Linked DNA regions of Homo sapiens: region 2 is linked to region 1. Evidence: read pairs that join two places in POLR2A ChIA-PET (ENCODE). Cell type or tissue: MCF 10A. All regions are shown on one strand. Each heading gives the region's core, and the rest is flanking DNA. Links, peaks and the distances in the headings are about the cores only.

Region 1 (15,789 bases), core at 4,231-12,230:
TGTTAAATGAAAAAGACTTCATCAACCCTGTTGGCTAATTGGAAAGTAAATTGATTTAATACCTTATTACATTTGATCACTTTATCAACTTCAATTAAACCTTTACTACATTTGTAAAAATATTAAATATGCTTCCTAAGCAAAGAATGTTCTTCAGAACAAGCAAACTTAGCATTTAATGACAGAAATTACTCAGTAGTTAACCATATTCTATAAATACATTTCATTATTCATAAAATAACAGTGTGGTACAATTAGCACTCCGAAAAGTGGATTCATATTCATATATTGCTATTTATAGGTTATAAATATTACCTGTGTATAAAAAGTAAAAAATATTTCAAGTTATAAGTTTATAATTAAAATACAATACTAGAATTTGAAATAAAATTGTTTTTTATTACATGGGAAATTGTCTTTAAAATAGAACAGACTACTCCTGAAAAACGGGCTAGAACAAATGGTAAAAATGTGTATGCAAATCTCAACTGCCACGTAAACTTACTCTGTTCTCTAGATATTTGAACAATACATGGCATCCAGCCTCTGGAAATCCCACAAAAATGTAATGAATTCATGTATAGTTGAGTATTTGTCCCTCTTTCATGATAGATTTGTCCCTCGTTCATGATCATTTTCATGTCAAAACTGAAATTTCTTTCTAAGAATTCAGTGATTGCTAAACTTTCATATGTGGAATATATTTATGCTGCTGTTTAGGCTGTGCTGGCTTCAATCAAAAGATCCAAGAAAACCATGAATATTTTGTATTCAAGTGACACAACACTGGGAATCTTACCTGTCTTTCAAAGTGGCATTGGGCTCATGGGGAACTTATTGCTATTCATTACATATATGTACATCTTCTTATTTTGGCCCCATCAGAAGAACCCCTTAGATGTGATTCTCATGCACCTAACTTTGGCTAATGTTATAACAGTTATCATCAGGGGTGTTCCATATATAATGTCATCCTTCAGACTTAGAAGTACTTTTGTTGATACTGGTTGTAAAACAGGGCTATACATTTATAAAATGACATGGGGCATTTGTGTATGTACTTCTTCTCTCCTGAGTACATTTCAGGCTGTTATCATCTGTCCTTGTCATTCCAAGTGGGCATGGCTCAAACCTCAAATCTCCCCATAAATTTTCCCTTATTGATTTATTCCTAAACAACAGGCTAATCAATATGTGGGTCATTATAAGCACCGTAGCCACCAGCAAATCCACTAATGTTGGACTTGTATATTCTCTGATATACTGTAAAACAAGACTGTTTATATACTACCATGCAATGATATTTCAAAGTGCCATGTTTACTCAAGGTTTCCTCTTCTTGTTCCTCATGATTTGGACTAGTTTCTACATGGTGACTATTTTCTTAAGGCATCAAAAGACGGTCTTTCATATTCACAGTATCAGTCTGTCTCCACAATCTTTTCCTGAAACAGAAGCCAGTCATGTTTTCTTCTTGCTGGTGAGCCGCTTTGTTTTCTTTTATGGGACTAACGTGTGTCTTTCCACTTATATTAGCTCCATGTATGAGAACAGCCTAATCCTGGAGAACATTACTAGTTTTGTTTCATCTTCCTACCCAATTATCTGTACTTTGATATTGATTAATTATGATAATAAAGTTTCCAGATTAACCTGTGCCATTTTAAATATGATTATTTCCCCCTGCTTACCACACAGCTTTCTATTGCATCAAAGAAATCCTGATAAAAATTATTTTAACCACAAGAGAATGTGTTTTTAAACTTTCCTGAGTTTAGAAATTTAGTCCTTTGGCCTGGGAGGTCCAGGCTGCAATGAGCCAAGATCACGCCACTGAACTCCAGCCTGGGAGACAGCAAGACCCTGTCTGAAAAAAAAAAAGAAAAGAAAAAGAAAAGAAAAGAAAAAGAAAAAGAAATTTATTCATTTGGCTGTCATACTTGAAGAGAAACAATATATAATAAAATAAAAAATAAATTTAGTCCTGATTGCACCTAGGCAAAAATTTGAGAAAAAATAATCCATTGTGACTCAATCTATGAAAGTTTCTTCAAGCATAAATGTCCACATTGCAGATGAATACGTAAAGTGTAAAATACATACAGATTCTAAAAACATGAAAAGTTATATCAATGCAAATTCTAATGTAGTAAAAATAAAGAAATGTAAGGACATGGTAAAATTCAAATTCAAAGTAGTGGTTATCTTTAAGGGGTTTGGAAGAACATGTGAAAAGATTTGGGAATTTAGATGACTTCACCTTCATTTGTAATCTTTTATTTCCTGAATTGACTTATATGTTTATTAGTACTTCACATCTGTATATGTCCAAAATGCCCTGTAAATAAGTTTAAAATAAACAATATTTGCTCTTATTTCTATACTTTCTTGGTATATTTCTCAAATTTGTAAACCATTTATTTGCACAAATTTTGCATTGGGTTTATAGAGTTGATTAGATTCATGGATTCCCAAAAGATGCTTGGCATGGAACACAATTTATTTCTGTTTCTAAATAGACACATGGACATAAGATTGTGCAAATTTCAAAGGATTCAAATATAGGGAGATTACAGGATGGGAAGTTAGATACACCTCGTCATACTTCCTCTATTTTGTAATTTAGACACAACAACTGACCAGCATTAAAGTTAAAATAGAAATCATAAGACTAATGAAATGAACTCTTCGTATTAGCCGGGCGTGGTGGTGGACGCCTGTAATCCCAGCTACTCAGGAGGCTGAAGCAGGAGAATCGCTTGAACCCGGGAGATGGAGGTTGCAGTGAGCCGAGAACGTGCTACCGCGGCCTCAGCTACAGAGCAAGACTCTGTCTCGAAAGAAAGAAAGAAAGAGAGAGAGAGAGAGAGAGAGAGAGACTGTTTGTGGCAATATGATAGCAAATTATAAACAACACCTAAGGCCATGCCAGACAAGAGTTAAGTCACACACCCATACACTTAAAAAATAAACTGTATTCTAACTGCCACAAGGTTAATTTTTTTCCTTTTTCTCTAACAGCTAAGCAAACATTGGCTTCAAGATAAATAATACTTAAAAAAAGTTACAGCTCACCACCCATCAAACACTGACTAACTGACCCCTCCATTTCACAAGCCATAACTACAGCTTTGATTAGGCAACAGACTAGTTTCAGTAACTTCTCCTAATAAAAAGACCACCAACCACAGACTGGTTCTGGCCAGTTTACAAAGGCTACTTCATGTCCCTGCTTTACCTCCGTGTCCCTGCTTCACCTTTTGACATATAGGGGCTAATTGTAATTTTTTAAATATCAAGTCTCAACCCCATAGTAACATAGTAAACATAAGTGACATGTAACTTACATGTTTACTTATCATGTATATGCACATTCCCCCTTTGAAAATATTCATAACTCCTCCTATAACCTGTTAAATATGTATGTTTAGCAAACCTGTTCAGCATAAAACTCCTGCCCAACCCCTCCTCCCTCAAAGTGTCTCCTTCTGGCTTTGGCTGGAAGCTACACTTTCCAACCTGTCAGTATAGCCAGCTTACAGGCTGTAACTATTTTTAAAAAGTAAAGTATTCTTTCCAAATTTATACATCTCATGATTTTTCAGTTGACAACAGTATAGTCTTGAATACATTTAAAAAAACAAAATGCTAAAAAAAAATAAACTTTTAAGGGCTTTTAGAAAGAACAGGAAACCATAATGTTCTAGGTCATAAAAGAAGAAAGCAAGAGAGTTAAAAGCAGAAAAATGAAATGGAAAACAAACATAAAGAAAATAAACAAAGCCAAGGGCTGGTTACTTGAAAATACTAACAAAATTGATAACTACCTAGCAAGTCTGATTAGGTATATTCTTATATATAAGAGTTCACATAAATTACTAATATCAGAAACAAAAAAAGGACATCACTATACATCCCTGCACACAGTAAAAAGTATATGAGAGAATATTATAAATAGGCTGGGCGTGGTGGCTCATGCCTATAAACCCAGCACTTTGGGAGGCTGAGGCAGGCGGATCACCTGAGGTCAGGGGTTTGAAACCATCCTGGCCAACATGGCGAAACCCCATCTCCATTAAAAATACAAAATTAGCCGGGCATGGTGGCTCACGCCTGTAATCCCACCTACTTGGGAGGCTGAGGCAGGAGAATTGCTTGAACCCGGGAGGCAGAGGTTGCGGTGAGCCGAGATCGTGCCATTGCACTCTAGCCTGTGCAACAAGAACGAAACTCTATCTCAAAAAAATAAATAAATAAAAATTAAAAAATAAAAAATAAATAAAAAAGGACATCACTATACATCCCTGCACACAGTAAAAAGTGTATGAGAGAATATTATAAATAATAACATGGCAATGCATTTGAAAATGTAGATGAAATGAAAAAATTCCTAGGAAGACACAGGTTATAAAAACTGATACAGGAAGTAATAGAAAATTTAAATAGTGCTATTAAACAAATGAATCAGTAATTTAAAAACCTTCTTACAGAGAACACTCCCAGCTTATACTGCTTCAAAGGTGAATTCTTCCAAATATTTATGAAACAAATAACATGAATCTTGCACAAACTCTCAAGCAATAGAGAGAAAGGAACACTTCCTAAAATATTTTGTAAGACAAGCATACTCTTGGGTATCAGACATATCTTATGTGCCACCTCTGATTCTCTTGCCATCTTACCTTGCAACTTGTTTTACCCCAATAGTCATGGCAATCAATTTCCTCTGAGTGCAGAAAACAACAGGACTTCACTGTTCACCTCTGTTGAACTTCTCGTCTTCTGCTATAAGGCTTCTCTGCTGCTGTTGAAACATGAGCTGCTGAGCGATCTTTGATATCTGCACATGCCCAACTTCTATATGTAGGGCTATTAATGCTCTATGGAGCAAAACTTTGATCAGTTGGATATAGTAGCTGACCAATAATTTTTTTTTTTTTTTGAGATGTGTCTTGCTCTGTCACCCAGGCTGGAATGCAGTGGCATGATCTTGGCTCACTGTAAGCTCTGCCTACCCAGTTCAAGCAATTCTCCTGCCTCAGCCTCCCAAGTAGCTAGGATTACAGGTGTGCACCACCATATCCAGCTAATCTTTGTATTTTTAGTAGAGATGGGTATCACTGTGTTAGCCAGGCTAGTCCTGAACTCCTGAGCTCAACTGATCCTCCCGCTTTGGCCTCCTAAAGTGCTGGGATTACAGGTATGAGCCACCATGTCCAGCCGTGACCAATAAATTTTTCCCACTTTCTTCCCCTAAATAGCCTTCCCTGAGATTACACTCCTTAATACATTAATAATACATTATAATTTGATTCAGTGGATGCTGTTTACATGAGTGTGTTCAGTTTGTGAAACTTCATCAAGGTTTACACTTACAGGTGGAGTTTTATGTGTGTATGTTATGCCTCGATAACATGTTTAAGATGATATTATTTGCAATATCTCCAAAAAACATTTTCAACCTAGAAATAACTCTTATAAAACTGTGCAGGACCTCTATTCAGAAAACAATAAAACGTTGCCAAAAGAATGTAAAGAATACCTAAATTATTCTAACGATATACTGTATTAATTGAATGCAAGAATAAAAGATTACAATTCTCCTTAAAATAAATTATAAAGTCTATGCAACTAAATTAAAAGACACTATTGTTGTGAAAATTGACAAGCTCATTCTGAACATTCTATAACCAGGCAAAGATCCAAGAATAGCCAAGACAACCTTGAAAAGCATAGAATGAGAGGATGTACACAGATAGATATCAAAGTTTATTATAATGCTATGATAATTAAGATAGTAGGCAATTTTCATAATGATATAAAAATAGAAGTGTAACTAAATACAGCATCCAGAAACAGAACCAAATATTTGTACACACAATTTATGAAAAAAAAACAATGTATAGTAGTGAGGGAATTGGTGGTCTTTTTAATATGTCATACTACATTCTTTGGATATCGAATGGGGAAAAATAAGTTTTGACCTATAAATTATATAAACAAAAGTTAATATTGATGGATTTTAAATGTAAATGTGAAAGGTGAAAGTATTTCACTCCTGTGTATAAATCTAACAAAATGAATACATATGTACACTGTGACATATACAAAAATGTTCCTGTTTTTTGATGTTTATTTGTAATAGCCCCCAAATAGAAACAGCATAAATGTCTATCAGCAATAGAATAAATTGGTTAGTAAAAATACAATGAACATTGTACTGCCATGAAAATGAAATTACTGCTACATTTAGTAACAATGATTAATTTACAGGCATACTTGAGTAAAAGAAAAATACAAAAGAGGGAAAACAATACGACTCCATTTACATAAGTTGTAAGGATAGGAAGAAGTGAACTCTGCTGTTAGAAGTTGGGATGGTTGTTACCTTAGAGGAAGAAGGCAAAAGTGACTGAAAGACAGCATAAAGGGAGTCTCTGAGGTGCTGGTAATATTTTATTTCTTGATCTAGATGGAGGTTACTCATAGGCTTCCTGTGTGAAAAGTCATTTACCTATACCCATATGATTTGTACTTTTATTAAAATATGTTCTAAATCAATTCTTTAAAGGTTTGTTTTAGACAATGAAGTGATAAAACATTAAAGAAACCTAAGAGACATGTAAAACAAATGTAAAAGGAAATGAGAACACAGATAAGCAGAGCACCACAACAACCAGTTGCTTATGCTTTTAGAGCTCTTGCTCATGGAGGCAAATTTGGGCTTATGCTTTGGCAGCTTCTAAATTGAGGAAAACCGAAGTCACTAGGACCTGCTGAAAATGGAGAACCACTCTACACGTCCTCAGTGTCATACATGCAGATTAATAATAATCTAGAGAGAAAACTCAACTATCATCCCTAGTGAACTGCCCGAAAAGTAGTCTTGTCACTTAGGAATGCACCAAGTAAAGAAAAGAAGTAGAAAATATCTTCATCTTGATAAATCAAAGCCACAAAGGTGACCTACAGTAGATCGGCATCCTGGAAGTGCATTTCCTGAATAGTCCAGGGAGCCTTAAGTTATAAACTTAACTTATTTGAGATTTGTATTGCTTATCAATTGCTGTAACAAATAACTCCAAATGTAGTGGTTTAAAACAACACATTTATTATCTTACTGTGTCTGTAACTTGAAAATCAAAGTGTTGTATTTGGGTAGTTCCAGCTTAGGGTTCCTCCTGGGGTTGCAATCAAGATGCCAGGCTAGGGCTCTAGTCATCGTAAGGCTTGACTGTGTCTGGAGGATCTTCTTCCAATCTCCCTAGTGGGTGTTGGCAGGAAGGCTCACTCCCTCCCCAAATAGGCTACTAAACAGGACTGCTGGTGACATAGTAACTGGCTTCCCTCTAGAGCTTATCTATCACTTACATTAGACACAAAGACCACCCCTGGTACATAGGGAACTACACCAGGGCAAGAATACCAGGAGGTAGAGATTATTGGGGGTCATCTTAGAGGCTGCCTACCAGATAGGACCTCTGTCCACCTATGACCCCAGTCTCTCTCACAAAATACACTCGTCACCTTCCAAAAGGGCCTAAGGGTTCCAGAATTTAGCATTTAAATCACATCCAAGTATGTATGAGACACTTCGGGTATGGTTTCTTAAGTATGCCCACTCAAATACATAGAGAGAAACCTTACTGCACAAACCAGAAAACGCCACTACATCTGTTTTGTTTTGTTTTTTGAGATGGAGTTTTGCTTTTGTTGCCCAGGCTGGAGTGTGGTAGCATGATCTCGGCTCACTGCAACCTGTGCCTCCCTGGTTCTAGCGATTCTCATGCCTCAGCCTACTGAGTGGCAAGGACTACAGGCATGCACCACCATACCTGGCTAATTTTGTATTTTTAGTAGAGACAGGGTTTCATGATGTTGGCCAGACTGGTCTCGAACTCCTGACCTCAAGTGATCCACCTGCCTCTGCCTCCCAAAATGCTGGAATTACCGGTGTAAGCCACTGCACTTGGTCTGCCACTACATTTGGGCAAGAGGTTGACCCCTTTACTCTCAAAGTAAAAGTCTGGTATTGTACCAACCAAGCCACATAGGTCCTAAGAAGATATGCTTATTCATATTGAGAAATGATTTTAGCACATATCACTAATGTTGACTGGTATTGTAAATGAATTATTGGACTCAGAAAAGACAGCTAAGGAGGTGGTTTGAATTCCATGGAGTCAATTCATTGAACAGAAGTGTATTCATGTACTCTGAACATTACTTGTATTCGCTAGTGAGCTGTTACCTGTTTGTTTTTCTTTCTTTTTTTTTTTTTTTTTTTTGCACTAAGTCTAAGAAATCAAACTGGTTTATATAGGATTAATGTAAATAGGATCAATACAACAGTCCTTACTCATTTACCTAAGATTTGTAAAAGGTAAGACTGAAGAGGTGGAACCAACTGATTGCCTTCAGCAAATAGTTATTGAACTTAACATTCGCACCCAAAAAAAGACTTTTCTGGTGACCAAGAAAAACAACAAAACTAATGACAAAGGCAGAGAGGTGGAGAGCAACTAGTTTAAAACAATAAAGTTATTATATGTTGTCAAATACTTATTAAAGCAAATAATTAATAAAGGAAGAGAATGTCCTGGCAATTAACAGAAGTAAATGTGGGTTTATACAACGTAGTAATAAAAAAGCATCTCAGCTGAGCGTATGCTTTTGTTTGTCCGACACCTGGGAGGAAAGGAATTTTCCAATGTAGGACGGTGTGGATCAGTGAAGTAGGTGAGTTTTGGGAGAATGGTGAGATTTCAAAGGTGGGAAAGAAACACATAACAAAGAGCAGAAGCAGAAATGAGGGTTTTCAGAAACTGTTGAATGCATGAAAACCTAGGGACTTGGTTTTTGTTTTTTGCGTGTCGATTTAGCTGTAAAACTCATAGCAGAGGATGGTTTCGATCCATCGACCTCTGGGTTATGGGCCCAGCACGCTTCCGCTGCGCCACTCTGCTAAGCGGTTTCTGAAGACCACTGATCTTAATTTCAATCATCAAAATCACCTTTCAGTACCGACAAAATTTTCATTGTCTAATTATTTCATTTTGTATCTGATCGTTTACACTGTCCCTATCTCTGCCAAGCAAGTCGAAGATTCGCTACCCGATAATCAGATGGCCTCAGGTCATAACCTCCAGATCTGTGCTTTTCCAACCTGCCAAAGATCGTCTGAGCCTCTTAGCAAGCACTCGTTTATCATAGCGAGCCTAGGAGGAGGGCGCCAAGCAAAACACTAGGTGTAGTCTTCTCGAGTAGAATCCAGGCAGTCGTGGAGCGAACGCAGCTGCCACCGGAGAGGAATCGTGTTAACAGTCTTATTTGTTTCTGTCAAAAAATTTCATAGACAACCGTAGAAGAGATGTTTTCCCCTTGATGCAGTAAAAATGATTAATTTTATTAAAGTTCAACTCGAGTTGTGTGTGTTCTGTGTGACGAAATGGGAAGTATACATAAAGGACTTCTGTTGCATACCTCAGCACAATGTTATCTCCCGAAAAAGCACTCCTCCAACTTATTCCGTTGCAAGCATAACTAGTGGCTTTTTCAGAAAACACCATTTTTATTTGAAAGAATGATTAAGAAGCTATGGTTATTAAGACTTGGTATTTGACAGACATGATTTTTTTTTTTTAATTTTTAATTAACCAAGTGAGCCTGCCACTTCAAGGAAAACAACTGACAGTATTTGTGACCAATGATAAGATTGGGGCTTTCTAGCAAAAAATTTGAATGTTGCAAAACTTGTATCCATTATCATGAGCTTGACAACTTCCAACTTCTGACTTTAATGAAATTGTTCGTGATAGCAGTGTAATTTTAAGAAGTTTAGTTGACAGTAAGTATTGTACGTATATATGGGATATAGAGTGATATTTCGATACATGTATAAATATGTAATGATCAAATGAGAGTTTTTTCATTTGCTTGCAAAGGCACAAGATTTTAAGCAAAACAAAAACGGTGCCCCTGAAATAAAGAGGATAAACCTGATGTGTAGCTCAAATTATTACATGACAGCTGCAATTTCGATTGGATCCCTTTTGGCGCCGTTTTGACAGAAACACGAAAAAATAATAATAAACTAATAAAGATAAGATCTTCCTCTTCTTGTAGCTTATATCAATCAGGGAACAGAGCTTTTAGGAAGTCCCTGAACACCAGCTCTCGTTTGTAGCTTCCTTTATGATGACGCTAGACAGGGTCATTCTGGAATATTGCAAATGTTTTATCATTAGTAATGTAAGCTTTTGGATGATGATGGAACATGGGCTAAGGCTAGCATGCTCGTATTTTTTTTTTCTCATTTACTCTATCTCCCTGTCCACACTAAGACTGAAGGACTGCCCTCTTTGATTTTCCTTGGTAAAGTGCTCGCCACTCGGGCTTGGAGCCCGAGGACTCTCATCGAATTGCTAGTCACATACACAATTAACCAACTTTTCTTTCACGAATTATTTCTGATGTCATGTCTAAGAACTCTTCAGGCAAGGAGCGATGTCTCACGCCTGTAATCCCAGCACTTTGGGAGGCCGAGGCGGGTGGATCGCCTGAGCTCAGGAGCTGGAGACCACCGAGGGCAACATGGTGAAACCCCGTCTCTACTAAAAATACAAAAAAATTAACCAGGTATGGTGGCGCGCGCCTGTAGTCCCAGCTACTTGGGAGGCTGAGGCAGGAGAATCGCTTGAGCCCCAGAGGCGAAGGTTGCAATGAGCCGAGATGGTGCCACTGCACTCCAGCTTGGGCTACAGAGTGAGACTCTGTCCCAAAAAAAAGATAACTCTTCACCTAGCCCTCTGTTCTCAAATCTTTGCTACTGGCTAAGGTCAAACTCAACTCATTTCTTGATGTTTCCTCACTCTAAGCAAGTAAAAGTTGCATTTTTAGCGCCTGGACAGGGACTTGAACCCTGGACCCTCAGATTAAAAGTCTGATGCTCTACCGACTGAGCTACCCAGGCTCCTTAGGGAACTGTTTCATACAGTTCTACAAATAGGATCAATGATTATCACGGTTCAGTGATCTTACATGCGAAAAGAGTAATTCAGTGGAAGTTCCACAGAATCAGTTCAACCACCATTCGTTTATGTTTTCTTCAGGTTGATAGAAAAGAAATGTAAGCAACATCAAAAAACCAAATTCTTATTTGTGTGGTTCGTGGAAAGAAAAATAAACAAGAAAACAACTGATTGCCCCTAATAAATATTTATGTAATGTTTAGTTAAATCCGTCAGCAGTGTCATATTTACTGCGCAACAAGAAATAACCAAAAAAGACACAAAGAGGAACAAAGAAACAATTAAAAAACAAAAACAAGAGAAGTGGGAAGTTGGCCGGGAGCGGTGGCTCACGCCTGTAATCCCAGCACTTTGGGAGGCCAAGGCGGGCGGATCACCTGAGGTCAGGAGTTCGAGACCGGCCTGGCCAACATGGTGAAACCGCCTCTACTAAAAATACAAAAGAAAAAAAAAAAAAGTAGCCAGACGTGGTGGTGCATGCCTGTAATCCCAGCTACTCAGGAGGCTGAGGCAGGAGAATTGCTTGAAGCCGGGGGGTGCGGAGATTGCAGTGAGCCAAGATCGCGCCACTGTACTGCAGCCTGGGTGATAGAGCGAGAATCCGTCTCAAAAAAAAAAAAAAAAAAAAAAAAAAAAGTGGGAAGCAACCAGTGGAAAGCAATGGTAAGAGCCTGACAAATCTCATAAAATCTCCCATTATTTTTTTCTTGGTGCAAGAAAAAAGCAAGTCATTAAAAAGGAAGAGAATGTCGTGGTGACTGTGATGGGCCTACTTTGTACTTTTCACTGCTCTGGGGTGTTCTTGCCTGTCTAAAAGAATTTTGACAAACGTGATACCTACCACAATTTTTTCAGTGGACATCTAACGTTTTTCATTAAGTTTAAATTTTTCTGAAGGATATAGTGACTTGTATCATAGGAATCTAAAAACCACAGTAATTTAATACTTACCAGCAACCTTTTAAAAGAGAGAGGTGAACATTGCTACCTCTTTAATTGTGGAAGATTTTACATTGATCCTTTATTTCTCTGCATTCATAGTGCCATTGCCTGTCTCTTATAGAATTTTTATCCCAGTACAATGTCATTTTGTAGTTTTTTCTTGATCTTTCTATGATACTTCTTTGGACCAAATATAGGTATAAATATTGAAGTCCATTGTTATTTCCTGTTACCCAAAATGTGTGTTAAAAATAGTTTTTCTGGATTGTGTTATATTTGCATCTACTGCTAGTACATAATCAAAACATAATAGGTAAATAACAATTTTAAAGCCCCTTTACTGAAAGGTGTAATGGAAGTCAATGTGGAATTTGTCATCCCCTTTCCTCCAAGAAATTGTACACAATATGCAAGTCCACCTCGATGGATGGAGGCTCTAACTTAGTATTCCCAATTGTTTCCATGTTGGGAGCTCGAGAGGAGAGAATTTTTAGGCCTGGAGCAATGTGTCATAGGCAAACAACTACCAGAAATTTATCAAGTGATATCTTTCCATGGAGTGCCATCACTGATTTGATTATCAGACTTTTAGGGAAAATACAGAAGTAGATTTAAACTCTGAGTTGCCTGTAGGCCAGGATGGTTTTGATCTCTCAGTCTCTGAGGTCATGAGCCCAGCAGGCTTCTACTGTGCCACGCTGCTTACGAATAGGTAGCACTGCTAATATTCCGTTCAATTTTTACTGTTTTTCCAACATGAAGATGGTTTCATTGTTTTCCTGAGTCTTTTTCATTCCTTCCTCCTTACTCACTCCTCCCTTTTTCTGCCTCTTTAAAATTGGCCCCTTCAAGAAGCAGGTGTCTTCAGTCCCTCCATCTCTACGCAGTCCCAATCTGTCAAATATTTGACCTTTGAAGTCCTTTCTTCAAAAGCTTCCTTGAGCTCAGAGGAGGAACTACAGAGAGAATCCAGGAGGAGCCCAGCAAGCAAAGCCCTCGGGAAACCCTGCTTGAGAAGAACCGGGGGAGCTATGGAATTAACACCTCTGCCTCAGGGAGCAAGTGTCTTAACCACCTCCTATCAAAAATCTCAAAGGGTTTTCTTTGCATGGAAGGGAGCCAGACTTTCAGAATTTCATTTCTGATTGGATAACGTTTGGATCCGTTTTGACAGGAACCAGGAGTTCCTGTGTTTGAAAACCGGAGCTTATTTCAGGCAACTGGGCTTTTGTTGAGGCTGCCTCTGAGTTGGTATGTTCTAGGAGTTACCTGACTATATGCCAAATAATTTTCTTCCACACAGAAGTGACTAGAAGCCACATAAATATTGCCCACCAAACCCCAATTTTAAATCTCTACAATTTAACTTTCCAAAAACTCCTGTAGTCGTTCCTCCGACAGAACAAGTGTGACAGAGAAGTTGAAGTGGAAGGGACAGTGAAATTCCTGATTGTTTCATGTCCTCTCTTGCTTGTGGACTTTGCAGTTGCATTTTCACTGGAGGGTCCTCCCCTTTTCTTATTTGCCAGTTCCTACTTGTCCTTCAGATCTCAGTTTAGACATAACCCATTACCTCTTTCTGAAAGTTTTTGCTGACTCCCCAAGAGTGGTTTTAGAAGCTCCTGGAATATACACAGGATTCCTGAGATTATTTTAGTTATATTAATAGTACTTACTATTATATGCATAAATTAAATGATCGCTTACCTGATCCTACCCTAAATATTAGCATACTCAGGGCTCAGTCCTTAAATACCATATATATACAAATGCTTCTTTCCATCTTGGAATGCTGCTTCACACACCAGACTCGCTACCTTTTTTTTTTTTTTTTTGGGGGGACGGAGTCTTGCTCTGTGGCCCAGGCTGGAGTGCAGTGGCACGATCTCAGCTCACTGCAACCTCCCCTGCCTCCCAGGTTCCAGCGTTTCTACTGCCTCAGCATCCTGAATAGCTGAGATTACAGGCACATGACACCACACTCAACTAATTTTTGTATTTTTAGTAGAGATGGAGTTTCACTATATTGGCCAGGCTGGTCTCAAACTCCTGACCTCAGGTGATCCACCCACCTCGGCCTCCCAAAGTGCTAGGATTACAGGTGTGAGCCTTGGTGCCTGGTCTGCAGCTGCTTTTTTGACAAGCATTTTTTACCTTTCAAAAAAATAAACTCCTGGTTATTCTTCCAGGCTTGCTTCTCAAGAATCTTCCCCATCTCAATAAACAGCCAGTCCATCCGTGCTATCATCTGTGATTGCTCTTTCCTTCAGATCCTATATCCCATCAGCTCTACCTTCAAAATATATCCATAACCTAACCATTTTTTTTTTACCACTTCCATTGCTACCATGCTAGAAAATCTATCATCACATCTCACACAGATTTTCACAATATGCTCTTCACTGGTCTCCCTGCTTCTATTTATCACCGCCCTCTTACTATGTATTCTAAATGCAGCAGCAGTGCCTCTGTTCAAGACTCTCCCAGGGTTCCCTTCTCATTCAATTTAATAGCCAAAGTGCTTCTAGTGGCCTGTGAGGGCTCTTCTCCCTGTTCTTCCCCTCTAGCCACAAGACCCCCTTGCTCTTCCTCAAATGTCAGGCATACTCCTGCCTCAGGCCTTTGCACTTGCTGTTTGCCTGGAAACTCCTTTTCCCAAATATGTGCCCTGTTCCTCTCCTTATCCCCTTTAGGTCTTTTCTTAAATATCACTTTCTCAGTGGGGACTTCTCCTGTTCGACATCTTTAAAAATACAAAACATTGAAAAAAAAAAAAACACCAGCCATTGCTATTATCTTTCCTGCTTTATTTTTCTAAGTAATGCTTATCACTATCTAGTATATTACATATTTTACTTATTCATTTCATTTCTTTGCATTTCACGTTAGAATACAAAATCCATGAGGAGAGGAAGTTTTGCCCATTTTATTCACAGCCATAGCCCCAGTGCCCAGCAGAGTACTTGTGATGTAGCAGCTACTCATTAATAATTTGTTAAATAAATGGTTCACCAGAGTACAAGGAAACACTCAATACATAAGTTTTTCCTGAAAGGGGACAGGAATGGTCTGTTCATTGCTAAATGTTCTGAACTCTGTTTGTATAGCTCCCTGTTGTGATTATGTGTGTAAACCTGACCAAATTGCTAACCACAGGGCTGTTTAATCACATTGATCCACCATGCTGGTCAGTGCTTGTATGAGAAGTTAAAGCTTGACCCTGCAGTAGGACTAAGCATCTGAGACTTACAGTCCCATCTGGGGAGCTGCAGGTATTGATCCGCGTAATCCCTAATTCTTTCCAAACCTTTTCTCTGTCCAGAAACAAACACTGACTCCTGAGCTCCTGGCTCCTAAGAATGAAGATAACACATGAAGCCTTGAGGGAGTGGGAATCTGTTCTAAGAAGACATACTTTTCTCTGAGGTCTCTTATAGGGCTTTAAGAGATTTTGTTTGTTAATTTGGCTTATATTTTGAAAAGGTAATACACTCACAGAGTTTAAAAGACAAATAAATAGTTACAGTGAAAAGTTTCCTCCCATCCGTCACCTACCTACTTGGTTTCTACCCTTTCCTTCATCCTCCAGAGGTTTCTGCTATTATTAATTTCTTGTCTATTCTTCTTTATCTACTTGCATATAAATACAAATATAGATTCATATGTTCTGGACCTTGCTTTTGATACTTCACAATATATTTTGGAACTCTTTCCACATTAATATATAAAAAGCTTCCGTGTTTATGTTTTTCTATTGTGAAATATACAGAGAAGTAAATAAGACCTACGTGTAGAGCTTTGAAAAGTAGTTTTACAG
Region 2 (15,789 bases), core at 5,250-13,249, 80 kb before region 1:
ACACCTGGACCTGTCTCAACCTCACAGTCTCTCCCAGACAGAAGCTAACCTAGCAGAGACGTCATGAGAGTTCCAAGGTTCATTTTGGGGAGTCTTGATTCCTTTTCAGGTCACTTGTAGGCACTAGAAAGATGCAGACCAGAAACAGCGAGATAACCAGGAGTTTCTTGAATTCAAATTCCTTCCACTAGTGCCTGAGGTTCTGGAGAAGAAGGCAACAGCTTCATAGCAAAAGGGAGTGACTAAGAAAGTGGCCCCAAGAAGAGGGCAGGAGATCTCTGAAAAAAGTTAAACTCCCAAAGGAAAAGGCAAGGATGGAGGGAAGATATGGGAAATATCTTTTGGACAGTGTCACTTTAAACAGATGGGTCTCCTTTCTCTGTGTAGCGCCAGGAAGTCCAGACTGTTGAGACAGAGTGAAGGGCTGAGAGGAAATCAAGATCACGTGGAAACTCGCTCACACAAGTCAAAAGATGCCCTTAGTTATCAGGTGGATTTCGCAATTTGTTTATAACGGTTGATTGAAGTTCATGAAAGCGCGCTGGATGGGGCGCGGGGGATTGAAATAAGTGAGCGCCCTAGTGTCCTGCCTGCGGATGATCATGAATCTGTTGGGCTGCGAATGGTTTAAAAAGGCAAAACAATCTAGGGGATGGATTTAAAGCTTCCTAGAGCATCATAATTTATCCCTTGTTTTACTGCTCAAATTGAGATGACTTCTGCTAAGAACAGTTCAGAGGAACAAAAACCATAGAGAAGTTACGGGTACTGGAAGCAAACCCACAATTTTTTGGGCACTAGAACCACACTCAAGCCCAACTAAGCTACCAATCATTCCACTGACTTGTCTTTGCTTCGAAAACATTAACTTCATCAACATTCTTCTCGTAGATAATCTTAGACCGGAAAGAAGTCCCTTCCCACCTTCCACCGCTGCCTCAATAAAAAGAATAATCTATTTTCGATTAAAACAAACAAACTTGGTTTTAAATCTTACTCATGGAGTAGACAAAGGATGCAGACGTTTTCAAACCTGCAGCTTCTGACTGCGTAATCCACGGAAATTTCTGACCCTCCTGAAGGACATCATGTCTATGCTCACCAGGGGTCTGACCCGCTGAACTTCAGGCAGCAGGCACCACTGCCCACAATAAAAAGATTCAGTTTCATGCCTGAAGGGATAATCTGGCAGCCTCTGGTCCTCTCTATTCAATGATTTTTCCTGGCGTATTTCAGTTCTCACTTTTCCAGCGTGTTCATGTTCGAAATTGGAGACTTTCTACCTGTTTGGTTCAGGTTTCTGGAGTCTAAGAAATTACATGAACAAATGGTATAGCCACTTTGGAAAACAGTTCAGTTCAATTTCTTTAAAAGTTAAATTTGATTTTAATATATGCTCTGGTAATTCCACATCTAGGTATCTACCCAAGAGAAATGAAAATGTATCTCAACAAAAAGACTAGTACACAAATGTTCATAGTGGCATTAGCCATAATAGCAAAAAGAGGAAATAAACCAAATGCACATTAACCAATTAATAGATAGCTCAAACATAGTATATCCATAAAACAGAATATTATTCAGCCATAAAAGGAAATGAAATGCTGATACCTGCTATAACATGGATGAACCTCAAAAACATTATGCTAAGTGGAAGAAGCCAGACATAAAAAAGCATGTATTGTAGAATTCCTTTTATATGGAATGTTCAAAAAAGGAAAATAAATATATAGAGAAAATAGATTAATGGTTGTCTATGGCTAGGAATAGAAATGGGAATTCACTGCAAATAGGCATGAAGAGACTTTTTGGGGGTTACTGAAAATGTTCTAAAACTGGATTCTGCTGATAGTTAAACAAATCTGTAAATCTACTTAAAAAATTAAAATTTACACTTAAAAACAGGTGAGTATTATGGTATGTAAATTATACCTAACAAAAGTGATTTTTTTTAAAAAAAGAGTTCAAGAGTCTTCTACAGTGGCTGTTTCCTTTTACATTTCCAATGCTTGTATTGCCTATCTTTATCAGAGCCATTTTTGTCAATATGAAGGATTATCTCATAGTTTTAATTTGCATTTTAGTGGCCGGGTGCAGTGGCTCACGCCTGTAATCGCAGCACTTTGGGAGGCCGAGGTGGGTGGATCTCTTGAGGTCAGGAGATCGAGACCAGCCTGGCCAACATGGTGAAACCCCATCTCTACTAAAAATACAAAATAGCCGGGCATGGTGGCGTGCACCTGTAATTCCAGCTGCTTGGGAGGCTGAGGCAGGAGAATCACTTGAACCCAGGAGGCAGAGGTTTTAGTGAGCCAAGATCATGCCACTGCATTCCAGCCTGGGTGACAGAGCAAGACTCTGTCTCCAAAAATAAATAAATAAATAAATAATAATTGCATTTTAGTAACGACTAATGATGTTGAGCATCTTGTCATGTGCTTATTGGCCATTGGTGTATTTTCTTTGGAGAAATCCCTGTTCAAACCCTTTTTCCATTTCCAATTGTGCTATTTGTCTTATTATTGAGTTGGGATAAACATCCCTGTCTTTCCAGTCTAGCAATTAAAACAACTAAGTAAATTCGTATTTATCGAAAAATAAATTTAGAAATTTATTAATACATTTTTTTAAATATAGGTTCTTACTGTGTTGCCCAATATGGAGTGCAGTGGCTATTCACAGGCTCGATCACAGTGTACTGCAGCTTTGAACTCCCAGCCCTCTCGTCCCAGCCTCCCAAGTAGCTGAGAATACAGGCATGCACCACCACACCCAACTTTAAATTCACTTATGTATTAAGGTTTTAAAAGACCCTTACGGCAACATATCAGTCCTTTTTTTTTTTTTTTGAGATGGAGTCTAGCTCTGTTGCCCAGGCTAGAGTGCAGTGGCATGATCTCGGCTCACTGCAAGCTCCACCTCCCGGGTTGAAGCGATCCTCCTGCCTCAGCCTCCTGAGTAGCTGGGATTACAGGCGCCTCCCCACCATGCCCAGCTAATTTTTGTAATTGTACTAGAGACAGGGTTTCACCATGTTGGCCAGGCTGGTCTCGAACTCATGACCTTGTGATCCAGCTGCCTCGGCCTCCCAAAGTGCTGGGATTACAAGCGTGAGCAACTGCGCCCGGCCATATATCAGTCTTTAAATAAAAGCCAAAGCCCTTTCTATGGCTTGCCAGCAGGGTTGAATCTCTGATTACTTCTCTCTTCTCATCTAATTCAAATTCCTTCATTGACTTTCCAGCCCACTAACTGTTGATGTTCCTTGGTGGTGCCAAGCAGGTTTGTGACTCAGAGTCTTTGCACCTGCTCTTTCTTGGGCCAGAAACCCTCTGACTCCAGATAACCTCATGCTCCCCCTGGCTCCTCATTCTTACCTCAAGTATTTTTTTCCCTGCCTTCCTCCCTCCCCACTCACTCCCTTGCCTCAACTCTTAGGTCACATTCTTAGGGAATTCTTTCCTGAGCAGAAAACTAATTCATTAATTAATCAATTTATCCATATAGCCTTTTGCTCACTGCATATTCATTGAGAACCTTTCAAGTGCCTTGAAGTAGTTTGGGTGTTATGGGTACACCAGTGAACAAAACAGACAAAATTGCTTCCCAGAATAAGCTTACTTCCTGGGGAATGGTTTGGGAGAGAAGTGCAATAAAATGTCATCACTATCAGGGAGTGACAACAGAAGGATCAGGGGACAGGGTCTCAGGTGTTGTGCCATTTATAAGGGTGGTCAGGTAAAACCCATTTGGTAAGATAAAATATATGAATGGGGAACTATAGGAAGTGATAAAATAAGACTTGCAGATATTTGGAGGAAAAGCATCCTAAGGAGAGCAAAAATTCTAAGGAAGGAGTGAGTCTTGTGAAATATGAAATAGTCCAATGCAGTTGGAGCAGTGAACCCAGGAGGGGTAGGAGATGAAATCATGACAGTATATACAACAGGGGGCCAGGTCATACAGAGTTTTAAAAACTGTTTTCAAAACTTTAGATTTACTTTGAGTAAGATGGGGCATCAGGGAAGTGTTCTAAACCAGGGAGTGAATGATTGTGAATGATTGGGCTAATATTTAATTCTGTCTCTCTGTCTGCTGAGTGTAGAATAAATCATGAGGCAGAAACAGGGTGACCAGCTAAAAGCCTTCCATGATATCCCAAGTCAGAGATGATGGTGGCTCAGCAGTGGTAGCACTGAAGGTAGTGAGAAGTCATCAGATTCTGGATATATTTTTTAAATTTATGGGAATAACTTTTTAAATGTACAATATTTCTCATAGTGATAAGTCCCATGAAAAAGAATTAGGAATAAAGTTTGAAAAGGAATAGAAGAGGGCCATAGGTTTGGCAATTTTTAAAAAGCTGACCATGGAAGACCTTTCTGAATGAATGACCTTTGAATAAAGATCCAGTTGAAGTGAGGGAGCAAACCACGTGGGTATATAGGGAAATCACAATCCATAGGGTGGGAACAACAAGAATAAGAACCCTAAGGCAGAAGCAAGCCTGGTATGTTCAAAGAACTGTAAGGAGTCTATGGACAGTGTGAGATTGTGGGTCAGAGAAGCTCGGGACAGTGAAGCAGAGCAGAAAGTGAGGGGGCTGGAAAATAGACAAGGTGAGATTGGGGGACAAAGAGATGAGTATGGAGAGAAAGACTGAAAAAGAGATGGGGGACTGAGAAAAAAGAGACGGAAAGACTGAGTGTGGGAACAACTGAGGGGTACTGAAGATATGCTGAGGGGCAGAAAGAAAAGACTGAGAATAAGTGGGCAACTGGGGTTCCAGAGGAGGTGCTGAGGTGGGGAGAGACAGAGGTTGAAGGACAATAAGGCATGCAAAGGAGGAATCTGAGATAAAGAGAAGGTAGACCGAAGAGCGGAGAGGAGGAGACTGAGACAGCGAGGGCTACTGAGAGCTGAGGGAAGAACAGACTGAGAGGCCCAGAGAGAAGAAACTGGGAGTTCCGATGCTGCATCAGCAGCCTCTGTGTACAGACTCTGGCGTCCCTGCCCCGCTTTAGCAGTTCCTACAGACGCTTGACCTGCCAGGAAAGGAAAGAAACCTGAGCCTCTGCTGAAAGGTGATGGATTTAAGGCCCGGCTGCTGAGGATAAGATAAAGGTCCTCCTGGGGGAGAACAGAGTCCCGAACACCATGGCCGTCTGGCTTGCCCAGTGGCTGGGCCCTCTGCTCTTGGTTTCCCTCTGGGGACTCTTGGCTCCAGGTAAGAGGAGGCTGAGGGTCAAGCAGGGCATCCTAAGGGGGCCAGCCTGACTTCCTTCCCTCCATGTCCCACAGCCTCCCTTCTTAGGCGCCTGGGTGAGCACATTCAGCAGTTTCAGGAGAGCTCTGCCCAGGGCCTGGGCCTGAGCCTGGGGCCAGGTGCTGCAGCCCTCCCAAAAGTGGGGTGGCTGGAGCAACTGCTGGACCCCTTCAACGTGTCCGACAGACGATCCTTCCTACAGGTGAGGCCGGGAGACGGGGAGTCCACTAACCATCCTGCCCTCTCCTCAGTCTCCCTCATCTCTTCCTCAGTCTGCACTTTTTTCTCTCTCCACACCTCAGTTCTCCCCATCCCTCTGCTTGAATCTCATGTTATGCTTGCTGTCAGTATCCCTTTTCCTGCCCTTTGTAGATTTGGCCTTACTCTCTCCTCTCCTCGGGGTCCCACTCGTTTTGTCCCTCAGATCTTGCCCTTCACCATTTCTTTCTCTCTGTCATTCACATTCACTGCTCCTCCCTACCCCCTTGTCCCTGTCCAGACTGGACACAAAACCTACCACCAGGTCTCAGTAGGTAGCAGAAATTTGAACCAGCTTTGGAATCAGACCTAGCTCACAACAGGCACTCAAAGATATCTATCGAAAGAAGGAACAAATTCGCCATTTTTCAGTGCTTCCTCTGTATTTAGTCTCCAAATATCATCCCACTTGGATCTTATTCCTAAATCCATCTGCATTTATTTCTTATTTTACAATTATTACTTCAAGAAATAGCAAGTTCCTTCAATGTGAGAGCCACTCCCTCAGTTCTGGGGATATAAGAGTGAAAAACCAGGTCAAAAATTTGCTTTTGTATATTTTGCATTCTAGATGAGGAGATGAACAGGGGAAAAGTGAGCAAGTAAATAAACAAGCTCATTTCAGACACTGTTAAGTACATAAGGAAAGATCCATTAGGAAGAGAGACTGGAACAAATGAGGAATTGAGAATAAGTCAGGACTCTCACAGTGCCATTTCTTCTTCCCCATCCCACCTCTCAGCGTTACTGGGTGAATGACCAACATTGGGTTGGCCAGGATGGACCCATATTCCTGCATCTAGGGGGTGAGGGCAGCCTTGGGCCTGGCTCAGTGATGAGAGGTAAGAGGCAATGTTGGGGGAAAGGAGTTGGGATGCTGGTGGGGACCAGGAAGGGGAGCTGCATATTGCAATGCTGTGAGACCTGAGGAGTGAAAGGGCTTAAACTCAACTTGCATCTCACCTCCCCACCCCCCACCCATACACTCTTCACAGGCCATCCCGCAGCCTTGGCCCCAGCCTGGGGCGCCCTGGTGATAAGCCTGGAACACAGATTTTATGGCCTGAGTATACCTGCTGGAGGCCTGGAAATGGCCCAGCTCCGCTTCTTGTCCAGCCGCCTTGCGTGAGTGGAGGAAGGGAAAGTGTTTATGGTCAAAGGACAGGAATGTCTGTGCTTTGGCATCTCTGCATCTGTGTCTCTCTCCTCCACTGTCTGAAGTCAACCTCTGAGTCTCTGGTTCCCTCTGTTTTCTTCTGTGTTTCATAGGGTCTTGTTTTTTCTCTTTCCATTTCTGGGTCTCTGACTCTCCCTATCTGTCTTTCTCTTATCCTGTGTTCTTTCTATTTCTGCGTCTCTGTCTGAAGTAAGCCACTGTATCACTGTGCAGACCACCAGCATTCCTTACCTGGATTACGGCCACAGCATTCTCACCATTTTTCCTGCTCTGCCCTTGACTTCCAGGTGGAAATCAGAGTAATTCTGTTAGAGCATAAACCAGGACATGATCCTCCCTGGCTTAAGTCCCTCAGACATCTTCTGTATTGCTTCAGAAGTAAAGCAATTTTGACTGTATTTGACTTCAGAGTAAAGTCAAAGCTTTTACAGTCGCCATGGAGTCCAGTGGGTTTTGGCCTCTAGTTAACTCTGACCTATACTCTCTCACTTTCACTGGGCTCCAGCTACATTGAAGTCCTCACTGTCCTCCAGACTTACACGCACATTCCTGCCTTGAGCCTTTGAACTCATCCCTCTGCATGGCGTGGCCTTCCCCTAGATGTTTTTATGCCTCTCACCCCAGCCTCCTTCAGTGCATCTCACTCCTATTAACGACCGCCACCATTTTTCCAACTTTACTTCACCTGCTTTTTGTTTCTTTCATCTGCTTTATTCTTACAGAACTTAGCTTTTTCTTTCCTCATTGGTATCTCTGTCTGTGTCTGTAACAGTCTGTTTGCCTGTCTCATTTTCTCCGTCTCTGTATCTACATCTGTGCCTCTTTGTCTCCATCTCTGTCTCTCTGCATCTTAATCTTTTCTACAAGCGAAACGGTTTTCTAACTGCAACAGGATGGTACCAACTGCAAGCCATTCAGAAAGGTTAGGGAAGAAAGAAAGCCCTTGGGAGGAGAAAGAGGATGTTAGACATATCCAAACTTCACTCTCCATTTCTCTTTGTGTCTGTTCTCTCTCCCAATACCTTGCAACTCATCAGGTTAGGACCCCTCCTTCTCCTCTTAGTAGCCCTCCTTGAGTGCCCTCAACCCTTCCCTACATTTGTCAGGTTTTCATCTAAACTGACTTGGAAATTTTTCCTCTCCTACCTAAAACGAGAAGGGAAAGAGGGTGGTGGCTTTCTAGAAAGTGGACGAGGACAGGGTCTCCCTTGGCCTAGGCACACATGTTCTGGGAAGTGTATGTGGCTTGGAGAACACTTGGAAACACGTCATGAGAAAACGGCCCTGGTTTCTGGCCAGATTCACCCATTCATGTCTCTGGATCCGGGTTTCCCCCAGAATGGGGAAATCTTCAGGGATTCCCAGCGATGAGGACCGACCGAGTCCCCCCTTTGACCCTAGGCTGGCTGATGTGGTCTCTGCCCGCCTGGCACTTTCCCGCCTCTTTAACATCTCCTCCTCCAGCCCCTGGATCTGCTTCGGAGGCTCCTATGCCGGCTCCTTGGCCGCCTGGGCCCGGCTGAAGGTCCTGCGACTCCTCCGGGTGGGCTGGGGGGAGGGAACTCGGACTCCAGGGCCCCAGTCTCAGATAATAGGAATACCCTCCCACCACGCCCCTACCTTCCTCCCGCGCCCAAAGAATTTTGCACAAGCTGTCCTCACAAGAGCCCGAGATTACACAGCGAGTAAGTGACACAGAGGCAGAAAGATATGCGATTCCAACCCCTCAGCCCGCAGGCTGACGGCGTCTCCTCCCTTAGTTCCCCCATCTCATTTTCGCGTCGGTCGCCTCCTCCGCCCCGGTGCGGGCCGTGCTGGATTTCTCCGAGTATAATGACGTAAGGATGGCGGGCAGCAGGTGCGGGACGGGGAGGGGTCCCAGCGGGCGGAGTCCCTTGACACTTCCGGATACCTTCCTCTGCGGTCCGCCCACAGGTGGTATCCCGAAGCCTAATGAGCACCGCGATCGGCGGGTCCCTGGAGGTAGGAGGTGGGGCCTAGTCCGAGGGGGACTGGGAGGGAAAAGAGGCCTCGGATGCCAGGGAAGAGGAGGCCAGAGAAGGGCGAAACCTGCAACGTGGCGGGGTCTAAGGAAGGTCGGAGCTCGGGGGAATACGCAGGTTTTGGAAGAAGGCGGGAGCTGACGAAGAGGAGGGGCACCAGGAAAAGAGGCGCTCCCCAGAGAGGGCGGGGTTTGGGCAGGGACAATCCTATCCGGAGGTGAGGCTCAAGGTGGGGCGGGGCCACAATGGAGGACGGGGCCTGCAGGGAAGACCCGAGAAGGAGGGCTGCGAGGCAGGGGATTGGGGGCGGGGGCCTGGGGGCGGGGGCCTGGGCCAAGAGCTAGGTCTGCACCCTCTGAGTCCCGCTAGGGGAAAGTGGGGAACCCAAGGAGGACGCAGGTCCTGGGTAGGGAAAGCCGAGGCCCAGCCTAAGTCTTGGCGGACATCGCCTCTTGCTTCCCACAGTGCCGGGCGGCGGTGTCCGTCGCCTTCGCTGAAGTGGAGCGGCGGCTGCGCTCGGGTGGGGCGGCTCAAGCAGCATTGCGGACGGAGCTGAGCGCTTGCGGGCCCCTGGGCCGCGCTGAAAACCAGGCGGAGCTGTTGGGGGCGCTGCAGGCACTGGTGGGAGGTGTAGTGCAGTATGATGGGCAGACGGGAGCGCCGCTAAGCGTGCGACAGCTCTGCGGACTTCTCCTCGGGGGCGGGGGCAACCGCAGCCACTCCACGCCCTACTGCGGGCTTCGTCGGGCGGTGCAGGTGAGCACTCCCTGGCACAGCTGGGAGGAGTTAGCGGACAAAGATTCCTGCCCCACTTCCGTTGTGTGATCTTGGGCAAGCGAGAACCTTCTCTGAAACTTCGTTTTCTCATCTGTAAAATGGGGATAACACTTCACAGGGCCGATGGGAAGATGAAATGAGGCGGGTCATGTAGAGCAATCAGCTGGGAGCCTGGCACACAGTGTGCGAATGTTAGAGACTGCGATTATTACCTATTTTGCCTATCCTGTCCTGTTCTCTTTTGGGGGGCCTGCAGGAGTGCCTGGCACATGGCAAATTCTCACTTAGTATTTTTAGAATGAATGAAAAAATGTTATCTCTGGGGATAGGGTTCTCCTAGGTACCTGGGACTGCAGCCTCTAAATCCACAACTGCAATCCAGCTGTCGCTTTTCCAGCACTGTCTGGACCAAGTGCTGTATAAAGTGCTTCACATATATTATTTCATTAAGTTCTCAAGAGATAGGCACTATTATTATCGCCACTTACAGAAAAGGAAACTGAAGTCTGAAAGATTATCACTTGCCCAAGCTCTCACAGGTAATAAGGTCTCAGTCTTCTAGTGCATTGATCTCTAACTCACAAGGACCCAGGCATCCACCCCCTCTGACCACTGACTCCCAGGAGAACTCAGGAACTCACCCTTCTATTTCTGACTTTTGACCTCTGGGGACATAGGCCTCTGCACCCTGGCTTGCTGGGAAGAGAGGAGGAATTTATGTCTTATGTATGTACATTGTTCCCTAGATTGTCTTGCACAGCCTGGGCCAGAAGTGTTTAAGCTTTTCCCGAGCAGAGACAGTGGCACAGCTGAGGAGCACAGAACCTCAACTGTCTGGTGTGGGTGACCGGCAGTGGTTGTATCAGACATGTACCGAGTTCGGCTTCTGTAAGTGACTGGCCTAACCCTAACTTTGTCCCCTCAAACAACCTTTTTACTATGCCCAGAGAAGTCATCTTACAGGTGGTCTGGACTCATTTCGACCCAGCTCTCAGGCACTGTGTAACCTGCAGATGTTGGGCTGGAGAAGGTGGAAGCCATACTAGTGTATGCATGTGCTTGGCCCTCACATGCCTCCTCACGCACACACTGAGGTCTCCACTTGAGTGATCTTCCCTTCAGCCTATTCTTTCTCTGTGTCCCCATTCCAGGGATGGCCCCCTTTCCCCATCCACCAGACTAGAAACTTGAGCCTTGTTTTAGTTGCTTCCTTCCCATTTTCTAGCTAGCCTGTCAATTACTGAGTCCTCCTCACTCTGCATGGACAACTCTGTAGTCCATCCCTTGTGCTTTCTATGCCTACCTCTGCTGTCCTGCTGGGAACCTCCATTCTTTCTTGCCGGGATCCCTTCCCAGCCGCTTCTCTGGTCTCATGGTTTTCACTTCCTCTGTACAATCCAACTTTTTCATAGCATCCACAGAGATCCTTGTAAATATAACCTTGTCCCTCCTGTACTCAAAACCACAGCTCCTCAAAGACCCCAGGGTAGTGTTGCCAGATACAATACAGGATGCCCAGTTAAATTTGAATTTCAGATATACAACAGATTTTTTTTTAGTATAAGCATGTCCCAAATACTACATATGGTAAATTAAATGTTCAAATTCCAGCTCCATTTTCTACTCGTAATCTTGGGCAAACTTGGGCAAGTGACTTACTTCTCTATGCCTGTTTCCACATCTATAAAATGGGAATACAAGCAATATTTCTCTCATAGGGTTGTTTCAAGGACTAAAGGAGGTAATATTTGTAGCATTCTAAGAATAATGCAGGTCTACAGTAAGTATTCCATAAACCTCTTGCTATTGTTATTATTATAAGGCTTTACATATTTTAACCCTCTTAATACATTAGTCTTCCTAACATCTTAGGAACTTTGTACATGCTGTTCACTTTGCTTGGATTATTCATCTTCAAGTCTCAATAGGGTGGCCTCCCTCAGGAAGCCATGATCCCTCAAGATAAGTCAGCCTTGCCACCTCCGACTTCGATAGCTCTGTGTTCTCCTTAGCATTTTACACAGCCTGTCATAATACATTTTTTATTGCCTGTCTTCCCCTCTGGACTGAGTCCTGTGACAGCAGAGCCTGGAGCTGTCTTGGTTGCCACCATGTGCCCAACATTGTACAACATTTATCTGAGCACCTGGTAGGTGGTCAACAAATAGGGAGGGAAGGGATGAATTAATCTGATGTTACAGAAGTTATCTTTACCCTGAAAGCACAGTGAGCTATGGGTTTTAAGCAGGGCAGACATAATACAATTTGAGCTCCGAGCATTCCAGACCTTTGCACGTGCTATTTCTTCTATTTACTATGCCTTCCTTCTCTATCTTTGTTTGGCTCAGTTCTACTAATTTCTCAAGGTCTTATCCTTTGCAGGATGCTTTCCCTGAGCCCATCATGTTTCCTCTGGGATCCCTGCCTTGTGGCCTTTTTCCATCACAGCCCTGATCACTGTGGGCTATCACTGTCAGGGGACTGTGTGAGTCTGTCTGCCAGGACTGTAAACTCCTCGAAGGGAGTATTAGAAATGTTCTGGTCATCACTGAGGAAAGCTTTGAAAATGATTATTGAAGGAGAGTGGTGGGCTGCCTGTATACCCACACTTACAGGTATCTCCCTACACAGATGTCACCTGTGAGAATCCCAGATGTCCTTTCTCCCAGCTCCCAGCACTGCCCTCCCAGCTAGACCTATGTGAGCAGGTGTTTGGGCTCTCAGCCTTGTCAGTAGCCCAGGCTGTGGCTCAGACGAACTCCTACTACGGTGGCCAGACCCCTGGGGCTAACAAAGTGCTGTTTGTTAATGGTGAGCATGCTATCAAAACCTGGCTGCTAAGCCTCCACCTAGCCCCAGCTCAACATAGCCTCATCCTCTCCCAGCACCCATCTACCTAGCCCCATCCTATCCTTTCTTTCCAGGGGACACAGACCCCTGGCATGTGCTAAGTGTAACACAGGCTTTAGGATCCTCAGAATCAACTCTTCTTATCCGCACTGGCTCCCACTGCTTGGACATGGCACCTGAGAGGCCCTCAGACTCCCCCAGCCTCCGCCTAGGGCGCCAGGTAAGAGAAAAAAGGCTCTGAATCATTTGCATTCTCATTTGAATAATCACTTGCATGTTCCCTCCTTCTGCTGGTGCTGAAATCTGACTTTCAAATTCTTCCCACCTCCCCACAGAACATCTTCCAGCAGCTACAGACCTGGCTCAAGCTGGCAAAGGAGAGCCAGATTAAGGGTGAAGTCTGAATCTCATACCCTTTCCACTCCCTGCATGGTCACCTCAGTCCTGGACATACTTGTTCACTGAACAAAAGAAAGCAGCTTGTTTTGAAAGAAGAAACTCCCAGGAATTGGAATTCAGCACCTGTTCCGCACGTAATTGGCATGTGTCTGCAAACATCCTTATTCCCAACTTAAAGTGCTTTATTGCAGAGAGTTATGGAAATATAAGTGGATGATTATTCTCATTGTAAATATTGGTATTTTGAATGTTAAATGTCAAACAAATGTGACTTATGCTGGTGCCCTCGCCCTGCTGATCAGATTCTGGTTCAAATTCTGCCACTCCAGCTCCTGGGTTAGGGGCTTTGCTGTAAGTTTCTTTTTCTGGACTTTAGATCCTGAACCTGTCCTTGCTTCTCAGTTTCTCTCACTGTACCCCTTTCCCTCAGTCTCTTCCTCTCTCTTTCCCCTGTCACTATTTGTCTTTCTAATCTCCTTCTGTTTCTCTGAATATCTTCATTTCTATCTCTGTGTTTCTGTCTATTTCTCTGTTTATCTTTCTGTCCTTCAATCTGTGTTTTTGTTTCTGGCTCTCCGTCAGTGTCTTTTTCTCTCCTCTCTCTCTTGCTCTGCCATGGCTATTTCCACTGCTCTATTTCTGACTCTCATTTTTGGTCTCTGTGTGTCTCCTAGTCACTTTCTTTCTCACTCTGTCTCTGTCTCTATTTCTGTCTCTCCTCTGCTGTGTCCTCAATCTCTCTGTCTCCCTGAGGCTCTATTTCTGTCTCTCCTCTGCTGTGTCCTCAATCTCTCTGTCTCCCTGAGGCTCTATTTCTGTCTCTGATGCTCTTCTTCTGTGTCTCTATTTCTCTTCCTGTCACTTAATCTTTTCCTTCTCTATCTCTCTTATTTAGTCTTCCTTCCACACCCTTCACTCACCATCTTTTCCCACAATCAAATATCACTCCCTGGTACTTCCAGCTTCCAACTCTAGGGATTCATGATTCTGGTGGAGATTCCTTCTTCCAGGGCCTGGGAGGATAGGGCTAATCCCAAGGGTGCCTGCTTAGGCTATGTTAGCTGTGACAGGAACCTGCCATAGATTTGCACTGTTCTTTCCTAAAGATCAATTATTTTCAGCAATAAATACTTCTCAGCTTTTTGTATGTCTTTGTATGCACAGAGATGGTAGTTTTAGAGTTTTATCCAGTTTCATATTTCCTTGTGGGTAAGAGGCAACCTCCTCATGCTGTCATACCAAAGTCAATCTCCACTACACTTTAGTTCTGCCTGTTCTTGATCTTTATATAAATGGAAACTTGCAGTATATATTATATGTTTTTGTGTCTAGAAGTTTGAAATCAAGGTGTCAGCAGAGCCATTCTCTTTCTCACAGCTCTAGGGGAGAATCCTTCCTTGCCTTCTAATCCTTCCTTGACCAAAAATGAGAGTCAAAAATAGAGCAGTGGAAATAGCCAGGGCAGAGCAAGAGAGAGAGGAGAGACAAAGACACTGACGGAGAGCCAGAAACGAAAACACAGATTGAAGGACAGAAAGATAAATAGAGAAACAGACAAAAACACAGAGATAGAAATGAAGATATTCAGAGAAACAGAAGGAGATTAGAAAGACAAATAGAAAATGCTTCTGTGCTTCTTCTGGCTTCTGGTGTTTGCCAGCATTCCTGTGTTCCTTGGCCTGTAGATGCATTACTCCAGTCACATGGCCATTTTCCCTGTGTGCCTTCACATCACCTTCCTTCTGCATGTGCCTATCCATGTGTCCAAATTTCCCCTTTTATGAGGATACCAGTTATCTTGGGCTAGGCCCAGCCTGTTGATCTGATTTTAAGTTGGTTACCTCTGTGAATACCCTGATTCCAAATATGATCACAGATTGAGGTACTGGGGATAAGGAGTTCAATATATCTTTTTTGGGGAGAAGATGGGACACAGTTCAACCCATACCACCACCAACATGATAACAAGTGAAGGCTATTTATTCAGCACTTGCTATACCAAGAGAATCCACCATCATCACTTGTGTTTGGCAGAGACTCACAACAGGCAGAGGAGTGGGAAAGCGCTATAGTGGAAAAAAGAGAAGGTTCTAGGTATGCCTTAACTGGAAGCTGTGGCATGGGGAAGCTGTGGGCAGGCTAACTAGAAGAGGGGCATCATATGTGATTGGTTGGGAGTACATGTATGGCTTTCCCTCATTGGTCCTTAGTTGAAAGCAAGAACAAAAATTAAGGAATTGTGAGTTATTATATTTAGTAAGTGCTGGCCATTTGGAGCCAATCGGTACAGGGGTATTATTGTTTGTCTTCCTCTACTGTTTGCTACAGATAGCAGCTTGACTTCCTGGACTGGTTACTGTAATAGTAGGTTGGCTTTCTGGGCTGGTTACTGCAGGTTGTAGGTCAGAAGTCTACTTTTACTTTTAGTTTGGCCATTATCCATTTGTATATTCAATTCTCAACCTTTGTCTGTTGGATCTCATGTGGCTTGGGGATTGCTCTCTAAGTTCAGGGAGTTTACAAGTCTACTGTGCATTCAGCCAGAGACAGTAACCTTTCTGGTCTTTTCTGAGCAAGCCCACCCTTATGCATGTATTCAGTCTTCCAGATCGCCAGAGATGAGTGGGTGGTCTCGATGACTGTGCATATGCACAAGGGTAGGGTGCCCTTCAGCCATCCCTAGATGTCATTTTTAAATTTCTGGTAGATTTCTAAATTAAATATATTAACTTGCATGCTTCTGTTAGTATCCTTGAGCTGTCAGCTTTCCCTGATTACTCTTCACTGTGACCTCTATTTTCAGCATTGCCCTTAGGCCAGATTTTTCCATGTTCTACTCCAAATAAAGTCAACCCCTTCACGCAGGGGCCCCAAGCAGCCAGTCGTGAAGGTTTGCCATACCTACTAGGGCAGAACCTCTTTAACACAGAGTTGGAGCTTTAGGGAAGTGGGAATAGAAGCCACCAGTCCTTCCTGTCCTCATGGCCTACTCTGGCCCTCTTGGAGTGGAACTGCCTTGCCAAGGAGTAGGAGTGGGGCTCACAGGAGCAATGAGAGTT

What was found. ChIA-PET counts read pairs that join two places held together with the same protein. Peaks named below come from ENCODE experiments on the same cell type or tissue, not always from the same donor. Only the 100,000 strongest peaks of a DNase experiment are listed, where the experiment ranks them.
Region 2: POLR2A ChIA-PET joins it to region 1 with 10 read pairs; 3 of 35 experiments call an interaction of 5 or more read pairs at or near these places.

The regions. Positions count from the first base shown.
Region 1 is chr6:27,324,091-27,339,879 of GRCh38, forward strand. It overlaps TRX-CAT1-5 (tRNA-iMet (anticodon CAT) 1-5), which reads right to left and starts at 8,966; the gene lies at 8,895-8,966. TRK-TTT6-1 (tRNA-Lys (anticodon TTT) 6-1) reads right to left here and starts at 10,972; the gene lies at 10,900-10,972. It also overlaps the pseudogene VN1R10P. RefSeq lists a silencer at 8,891-8,970. In MCF 10A, for the core only: no CTCF peak of the experiment used is centred there; DNase peaks (open chromatin) are centred at 8,921 and 9,221.
Region 2 is chr6:27,242,581-27,258,369 of GRCh38, forward strand. It overlaps PRSS16 (serine protease 16), which reads left to right and starts at 5,121. Exons shown (of 12, transcript NM_005865.4): 1 at 5,121-5,227; 2 at 5,302-5,468; 3 at 6,267-6,366; 4 at 6,520-6,649; 5 at 8,103-8,226; 6 at 8,462-8,539; 7 at 8,637-8,684; 8 at 9,170-9,460; 9 at 10,228-10,369; 10 at 12,113-12,292; 11 at 12,406-12,551; 12 at 12,667-14,040. The coding sequence starts at 5,158. The coding sequence ends at 12,735. RefSeq lists enhancers at 8,172-8,221, 8,352-8,421, 8,562-8,931, 9,202-9,722, 9,312-9,481 and 1 more. In MCF 10A, for the core only: a CTCF peak has its summit at 9,265; DNase peaks (open chromatin) are centred at 8,891 and 9,381.